Linked DNA regions of Homo sapiens: region 1 is linked to region 2. Evidence: chromatin loops called from intact Hi-C (ENCODE). Cell type or tissue: mesothelial cell of epicardium. All regions are shown on one strand. Each heading gives the region's core, and the rest is flanking DNA. Links, peaks and the distances in the headings are about the cores only.

Region 1 (4,386 bases), core at 233-4,232, 260 kb after region 2:
TGGATGAAGGGTGGAGATGGAAGGTGGTGATGGAGGGTGGTGATGGATGGTGGAGATGAATGGTGGCGATGGACGGTGGAGATGGAGGATGGAGATGGAAGGTGGTGATGGAGGGTGGAGATGCAGGGTGGAAATGGAGGGTGGTGATGGATAGCAGAGATGAATGGTTGTGATGGATGGTGGAGATGGAGGGTGGAAATGGTGGGTGGTGATGGAGGATGGAGATGGAGGGTGGATGAAGGGTGGAGATGAATGGTGGTGATGGACGGTGGAGATGGAGGGTGGACGAAGGGTGGAGATGGAAGGTGGTGATGGAGGGTGGAGATGGAGGGTGGTGATGGAGGGTGGAGATGCAGGGTGGTGATGGAGGGTGGCGATGGAGGTTGGTGATGGAGGGTGGCGATGGAGGGTGGTGATGGAGGGTGGAGATGGAGGGTGGTGATGGAGGGTGGAGATGCAGGGTGGAAATGGAGGGTGGAGATGCAGGGTGGAAATGGAGGGTGGTGATGGACAGCAGAGATGAATGGTTGTGATGGATGGTGGAGATGGAGGGTGGAAATGGTGGGTGATGGAGGGTGGAGATGGTGAGTGGTGATAGAAGGTGGAGATGAATGGTGGCGATGGACGGTGGAAATGGAAGATGGAGATGGAGGGTGGATGGAGGGTGGAGATGGTGAGTGGTGATACAGGGTGGAGATAAATGGTGGTAATGGACAGTGGAAATGGAGGGTGGTGATGGACGGTGGTGATGGATGGTGGAGATGGAGCGTGGAAATGGTGGGTGGTGATGGAGGGTGGAGATGGAGGGTGGTGATGGAGGGTGGTGATGGAGAGTGGTGATGGATGGTGGAGATGGAGATGGAGGGTGGACGAAGGGTGGAGATGGAAGGTGGTGATGGAGGGTGGTGATAGACGGTGGAGATGGAGGGTGGAGATGGTGGGTGGTGATGGAGGGTGGGGATAAATGGTGGTAATGGACAGTAGAGATGGACGGTGGAAATGGAGGATGGTGATGGTTGTACAACAATGTGAATGCACTTGATGTCACTCAACTGTTCACTTAAAAATGGCAAACATAGTAGTTTTTATGTTACATATATTTTACTACAATAAAAAAAGAATGAAAAGCCTATAAAATTCTGAAAAATAAAAAAGGGGGCTTTAGCCCTGCCAGAGAGTAGAATCCATCATAGAACATCTTGCTATGGGCAGTTGACTGGACACACACATCAGAGCAGGTCTGTGTGATCATTTAGCATATGATTAATGGGGCATTTAAAATCCACGAGGGGCCGGGCGCAGTGGCTCACGCCCGTAATCCCAGCACTTTGGGAGGCCGAGGCGGGTGGATCACCTGAGGTCAGCAGTTCGAGACCAGCCTAACTAACATGGGGAAACCCTGTCTCTACTAAAAATACAAAAAATAGCTGGGCATGGTGGTGGGTGGCTGTAATCCCAGCTACTGAGGTGGCTGAGGTGGGAGAATCACTTGAACCTGGAAGCGGAGGTTGCAGTGAGCCAAGATCGTGCCACTTCTCTCCAGCCTGAGCAACAAAGCGAGACTCTGTCTCAAAAAATAAATTAATTAATAAATAAATAAATCCATGAGGGAAAGGATGTCATTTAAAAAAGGGTGTGGCCAGGCACGGTGGCTCATGCCTATAACCAGCACTTTGGAGGCCGAGGCAGGTGGATCACCTGAGGTCAGGAGTTTGAGACTGGCCTGGCCAGCATGGTGAAACTCTGTCTCTACTAAAAAAAAAGGACAAAATTAGCTGGATGTGGTGGCGCATGCCTGTAATCCCAGCTACTTGGGAGGCTGAGGCAGGAGAATCGCTTGAACCTGGGAGGCAGAGATTGCAGTGAGCCTAGATTACGCCATTGTACTTCAGTCTGGGCAACGAGCGAAACTCCATCTCAAAAAAAATAAAAATAATAATAAAATAATAATAAAGGGTGGTGGAGCAACTGGGCGGCCTTGGTGTCTGGAAAAACATGACGTTGGATCCTGATCCCACTCTTCACACGGAAATAAATTCCTTATGGAGCGGAAATAGAAATGCAAAAACCCAAAACCACAAACATAATTTGGAAAAAACACAGGAGACTATTTAATGATCTCAGGATCCGGAAGGCTTTTCTGAGCACAACAAAAAAGCAGAAGCCACAGGGAACATTGTTGAAAAATTTAATTAAATTACAAATGGCAACATTTTGCCTAGACCACATATTTAAAATCAAAGGATGTGCAACAAACTGGGGAGAACCCATGATAACTCAGTGGTTAACAAAGGGCCGATTCTCCCAACAAAGGGCTACTATCAGTCAACGAGGAAAGGGCCAGGCCGCCGGACACGCTGCACAAAGGAAGCCCCAATGGCTGCTGACTGCAAGATGCTGAACCTCCGCCGTAATCAGGGATGAGCAAATTGGCCCTACCGGAAGATGGTATTTTCACCTGTCAGACGTTTTCATGAGAGACTGGGATGGGAGGAGCGGGGAGACAGGCACTTCCCACAACTCCCAGCAGGAGTGTGAATTTGGGGTGTCGGGGGAGGGGATTTTGTTTCCACTATAGCCTGGTACTGCTAGAAGGTTTTAAATGAGGACACTAGCTGTACTAACAATTACAAAATTCGCAGTACTGTGTAGGGGAGAGAGGGTCGGGGGGGAGGGCATGGGGCCCCCTACGCAATGTGGTGGCGCCAAGGGAATGCCTAGCGGGTCCCTTGGGCTTAAGGACAAGGATGCCAAGGTTTTGGGGCCTGGCAGGCCGGAGTGGGTGCCTGGAGCTAGAGGTAGAAGGTGTAGGTGCCCCCTTCTGGGAACAAGGGGGTGAGAGGAGGGAGGGAAAAAGGGGTGCAGGGCGGGTCAGAGGGCTCCCTCCCCCCAACAGCTGACCCCCCAGCCCCAGCGCCCTGCTTTGCAGCCACGGCATTCAGCAGCCTCCACCTGGGGCTGAGATTGTGACCACCCTCAGGGACACGGGTTCAGGTCTGCTGTCTGCTGAACCTACGTTCTGCAGGATTTGGTCCAGGGCTCTGGTGAAGATGTAGGAGTTGGCCTGCGTCAGCGCCCGTCCCCGCTTTCCACAGCGAGCAAAGACCGTGGGAACCCTGATGCCCCTTTGCATTTGCGCTTCTGTACTTAGCTGCTAGTCTCAGGCAGTGAAAGCTTCAAGCCACCCGCAGAGCCCTGGAACTGGGGCATTGGCTCTAGTGGGAAAAGGAGGCTTCCCACTGGCGACCCACCATGACAGACCACAAAAGACATGCAGGTCCCCACAGTCAGGCCCTGACACCCACTCTTCCTGCCTTCTTCTGCCTAGGCTTGCACAGCTGGGCAAGTGAGCGGGAGCCACGGGTTAGCTGAGATCACCTGCGGCCAGGAACAGGGCCTTCCTGGAGGTGAGGACAAGCTCTGCTTCCTCCAGGAGCAGGTGCTGGAGCAGAGCGGCTCCCCCGTTCTACAAGTGTCCTCTGTGTGGCGGCCCAGGTCTGTGCGGGCCTGTCCAGCCCAGGAGAGGACAGAAGTCATCTGTAGCCTGGGCCCCTGTGGCCCCCAGCGAGAGGCCCTGGTGGGACTGGTCTTTCTCAGCCTGTGCACCTGGGGCTGAAACAGGACTCAAAGAGGGAAAGTGGCCCAGGCAGGCCCTCCCCTCAGGCCTCCCCTCTCCCTGGCTGCTCTCCCAGGCTTCCCTGCTTTCCCTTCTGAGACCCCGACTACTGGACCCAGCCTTACTGCCAAGATAATTATCCACAACAGCAGGAGCGCCCAGGCCCATGAAGATAATCGCCTGCCCAGCACTGTGTCCACATCCAGTTCATCCCAGCTGAGACCCAAGTGCAGCTGAGGGGTGGGGGACACTCCTCAGCTCTCGAATGATGCCAACCCTCCAGGGCCTGGCTGGGAGCAGCTCAGTGCTTCCTGGCTCCGGGGCTGTGTTCCCTACGTCCCATTCGGAGCTTCTCTCCTGAAGAAAACAGTGTCTGCCTGCACCCTTCTTAGAAAGCACCCTGACACGTGGCTACAAAGAGCAGAGAGCACAGTACCCTTCCCAGACACACACCAGCACCCCCACCCACTGCATTTAAGCCACCACTGTCCCGCCGCATTCATCCCTCCTCTACCCCCTAAATTCATCTTTCAGTGGAACTCTGCGTTCATCCCTCCACTCCCCGCTCCATTCATCCCTCCACTCCCTGCTCCATTCACCCCTCCACTCCCCCCTCCATTCACCCTTCCACTCCCCCCTCCATTCATCCTTCCACTACCCCCTAAATTCATCCTTCCACAGAACCCTGCGTTCATCCCTCCACTCCCCGCTCCATTCACCTCCACTCTCCCTCCATTCACCCCTCCAAACCCCCCTCCATTCACCCCTCC
Region 2 (4,386 bases), core at 122-4,121:
CCTTCTCACAACAGCCTCAGCATCCCTTTTTGCCTCTAGATTCGTAACTCAAGGCAGAGCCCAGCATGCCCCATGGGGACACATATAAAGTCTAAACCCAATGAGAGATGGTTGACACCCCAAAATTCATATGGGTAGAAACTCTTGGGTTGAGTGTGGGGATGGCTTCTCTCTTCGTCTGTTTGGTCTGCTTTAAGAGGCTACCATAGACTAAATGGTTTATAAACAACAGATATTTATTGTTCACAGTTTTGGAGGCTGAAAGTCTGAGATCAAAATGCTGGCAGATTCCGTGTCTGTTGAGGGCTTGTTCTTCATAGACAGTGCCTTCTCACTCTGTCCTCACGTGGCCAAGGGTGAACAGCTTCCTAGGGCCTCTTTTAAAAGGCACTAAACCCACTCATGAAGGCTGTGCCCTTATGATGTATTCACCTCCCCAACTCACCTCCTAAGGCTATCACCTTGGAGGTGAAGACTTCAACATATGCATTTGGGGGGATTCAAATATTCAGTCCATAGCAGCTTCCAAGGGTGGATCCGGTCACGCTTATCCATGTGTATTTCCTTATTGGAGCTGCTGGCCTGTGGGTGATTGCTCACCAGTGAGGAGGGGTCACTGGTTTGCTTGGTTAGACAGCCGAGACATGCACTCAGTGGCCCTCACTGACTGAGGTCAAGACGCCAGCACACCTCTGGTGTAGCTGAGAAAGAATGAGAGGGCTTAGTGAATGGGATACTGGAACGGTTTTGTCCTGTGTAGCTCATCCCTGCACCTCTATGCCTTGTAGATGTTCCCACCTCTTAGTGGGTGGATCCTTTCCTCTGAATGGGGAAAGGAATTTTACTCCAGAGCTCGGCCTCAGAGACTAGCTAACCACGTCATATTTCTTCATTCCTTTAACAAATGCTTCACAGTGTTCACTCTATGCCAGATCTTGCTCTGAAAACTTTGCAAAAATAATTCACTTAACCCGCAGCACCACAGGTGTTTTGCTGGTGATACTCTTATGATTCCCATTTTGCAGGTAAGAAATGCATAAAAGGGCTACATGGATGGCCATGGCCACAGAGCTGACAGAGCATCCTGACCCCTTTCCGGGTCACTCAGCATGAAGCTCCCACCTGCACACAAGGGGGAGAGGTCCCAGGCCCGCACCTCTCTCCTTGGCATGAATTTGGTCTCCAAATGTCCTGTGAGCACATACATGGACAAGAAGCACATGAGCCTCCCCAGAGCAGACAGGATTCTCAAGGATGCTATGCCAACTCTGGAAGGGTGCCCCTGCTGGGCGCCTCTGCCCTCTCTTGTCCCCCTTCCTGCGGGACAGACCCTCACAGGCCCAGCCTTGTGCAGAGCCCAGTTCCAGTCCCTGTCTGGGCAGAGCCTGTGGCCTGGCTGTGTCCCCAGAGCCCAGTACCTCCCAGACGCAGCTGGGTCCGACAGCCCTGCCCCTGCGGTTCCACATCGGCTCATCTGCATTTGGCCCCATCCCTCCTTCTGACCTCCCAACTTGGCTATGCATTTTACCCTTATTTTAGAAAATCAGCACTTCTGGCGCTTGGGGTTATAAACAGAGCTCTCGGCCCTGCCTGTTCAGGCGTCTTGGGCAGGAGAAACCAGCCTTTTGCCTGGGGCCTAGGGGTCCACTCCAGTCTTCCCAACCACAGCAAGGATTCCGTTGTCAGGAAGCACCTGTGCACAGAACATTCTCCCGGTGCCCCAGTGACGGACATTTCAAGCTGTTGCTGTGGAGCCGCCTGTGTGCAGGTTTTTTTGAGGGATGGCTCTATCACTGTGGGTGTACCGTGTCAAGAGCGAACACGTCTGAAGATGTCGGTGGGGGCAGTGGCGCTGCTCTGCACAGAGGCTGTGCTCTGTGTGAGCTCACCCAGAGAGGGAATAGAGTTCCCTTTCCAGCACTGGGAGTGGGTGGGGCTCCTATGAAGAACAAAAATATGTGACCTTATTTGTACCCCAAGCTGGTAGAACAGGTTGCACTGGCTATGTTTGTCTATAATGTCTTTTGCCATGAGATATTTTTAATTTTTACATGGATAAATCTGTCATTTCTTCCATCATGTATATTGCAAATGTATATATATTTTTTTTGCAAATTCAGAGTTCCTGGTGGAGTCTTTGCTGAGTAAAAGTCTTAAATGCTTATGGTTGAATCTGTCCATCGTTTTGGGATGTGTGTTGCAAGAAGCGTCCCTCAGTTTGTTCACTGTGGTTCTCTTAACTGATCAGAAGTTTGGAATTTTTGTGTAGTCAGGTCTGTCAGTCTTTCTTTGTGGCTTCTGTGCTTTTGTGGTGGGGTTGTTGAGGAGGACCACGAATGATAGCCCATCCCTCCCCCCACACATACACACACCAAATTCAGACCAAGTGAGGCCCATGAGTCAAACTGGTGGAAATGAAAATCTGGTTCAGTACTGACAGGGCTGGGTTGAGGCTGTGGATTAGATAAGCAGCTGCCATGGGCTCCATGGAGTGTGCCCCTCCAACAGACACCCTCTGGTGACAGTTGGATGGGAAAAATGAGGTAGAATCTGTCATTGTTGCTTCCCTCGTTTTCCACTAGCAAGCCCAGACAGGGAGATGGTCAGCATTTCTGAGGCGGCAGTAACAGAAGCCTCAGAGTCTCACCCCTAGACCTCATGTCATAGGATATTCATTTTGCTGTTATTTGTCTTGCCTAGGGGAATATGGTCCTGGAGCCAAACATAGGGGCATCTTATGGTTTCCCCAGTTTCTGGATTGTGGCAGGAATGGAAGCTTCCTGGAGAGGCGCATTGGATATCTTTTTGCTGTGTAATGAATCATCCCAAAGCTCAATGACCATGCATTCAGGTCATGGTTCTGTGGGTTGACAATTTGGGCTGGGCTCAGCAGGATGGTTCTGCTGGGCTTGGCTGGGTTCACGCTTGCATCTGTGCTCAGCTGTTGGTTCTGTAGTTAGTCGGTGGGTCAGCTGGGATCTAGCTGGTTCTTATTGGCATCACACACAGGTTTATCAGTTGATTGGTTTGGGGCTGGGGTGCTTCAACACTTACCCAGTTTCTTAGCCTCACCAATACTTGTTCACATTGTCCCAGCTCTCCAAGAGCACCAGAGCAGGAGCTCCAGAGCTTTACTTTCAATACCTTCTTTGGTCAAAGCTAGTCACAAGTCAGTCCCTAATGAGGGGGTCGGGGGAGGCGGCGAAATGGATCTACTTCTTGACTGCAGGAGCTGCAAAGGATCTGTGGCCATTTCTAATCTACCACAGCAGGACAATTCTGGAGTACCACTGTGAGAGCCGTGGCTGAGGCCCAGCTGAAACCCTGCTCTTCCTGCTGTCACAGTGCCCTTAATTCTCTCCATTCTGCCTTGATTCAATCCCTTTCTACCCAAAGTAGCCAGGATAAGTTTTTGTTATCCACAGCTGAATCCTGACTCCTACAGTATTTGACACCAGAAGTGACTGCAGATAACAGACCTTGGTGGGTGAGATTCTGGATGGTTTCTATGACCTGGTTGGGTTTGGGGGCCATGAGGATGAAGGGATATTTGGAGTCCGTGGCACCTGGTGAGACAGTTAATTAAGTAACCACCTGTGCTCACCTAGAGTGAAGCTCCTGTGCAGTGTGGGTCTGGTGATGGCAGCACAGTACAGCGGGCAGGAGGGGCACAGGCCTGTGGGCTGAGGTGGCTGCTCTGAGCTGCACTGGAGAGTCTCAGGAAACAAGATGACACAGTTGGGCTTTTCAAATGCTGAGCTCAAGGCCTGGTCAGAGAACAAGGTTTCCATCATCACTGAAAGAATCTCTTCTCTCTTAAGGCTGTTGAGTCTGGTGTGCCCTCAGGTCAGCCTCAGGGCATTATTGGGAGGTTTGCTGAATGCCAATGTAGACCGGACTTTCACCCTCCCTCAGGTCTCTTCTGTGAGAATCAGGGCATGGACTGGGAAGGTGTTGGACCCCAGAATCAGGAGGGGGGCGATGAGCTGCATACCCTGACAATCACACCAAGAGAAGTAGCCCCTGTTTGATGGGTCTGGTCCTGCATTGTTTGAAGACCTCTCTGTGACCTCACCTGATGTGGTTACTTTGCAAGCAGGTGCTGATTTCCATCCCACTCCACCACTACCAACCTCACCACTTCCAAACCTGCAATTACAATCAGATCCCGGCATGTCCCAGGGGTATCAGCACAAACCTAATTTGGGAAAAGAAGGCTTACACATCAAAAGGTTTGCAAGATTTGTCATTTATATTGTTAGAAGACTGGGGGTGTGTGTGTGGGGGTGGGTGGCTTCTGCAAACACTAGACCTGGGAGGGAAGCACAAACTTAAAGATTAGAGTCTGTTGAGCTGTGTGCATTTACAAGAGATTCTGAATTCAAT

What was found. A loop is a pair of places that touch in the nucleus more often than their neighbours do. Peaks named below come from ENCODE experiments on the same cell type or tissue, not always from the same donor. Only the 100,000 strongest peaks of a DNase experiment are listed, where the experiment ranks them.
Region 1: a loop joins it to region 2, with 19 times the contacts of the local background. A loop is called at or near these places in 1 of 110 quality-filtered maps.

The regions. Positions count from the first base shown.
Region 1 is chr14:104,855,372-104,859,757 of GRCh38, reverse strand. No RefSeq gene overlaps it. Among named protein-coding and RNA genes, the nearest start is that of CEP170B, 7.7 kb to the left of the region's middle. RefSeq lists an enhancer at 3,361-3,862. In mesothelial cell of epicardium, for the core only: no CTCF peak of the experiment used is centred there; no DNase peak of the experiment used is centred there.
Region 2 is chr14:105,116,702-105,121,087 of GRCh38, reverse strand. No RefSeq gene overlaps it. Among named protein-coding and RNA genes, the nearest start is that of LINC02298, 25 kb to the right of the region's middle. RefSeq lists an enhancer at 1,007-1,506. In mesothelial cell of epicardium, for the core only: no CTCF peak of the experiment used is centred there; DNase peaks (open chromatin) are centred at 747, 1,157, 1,907, 2,937 and 1 weaker place.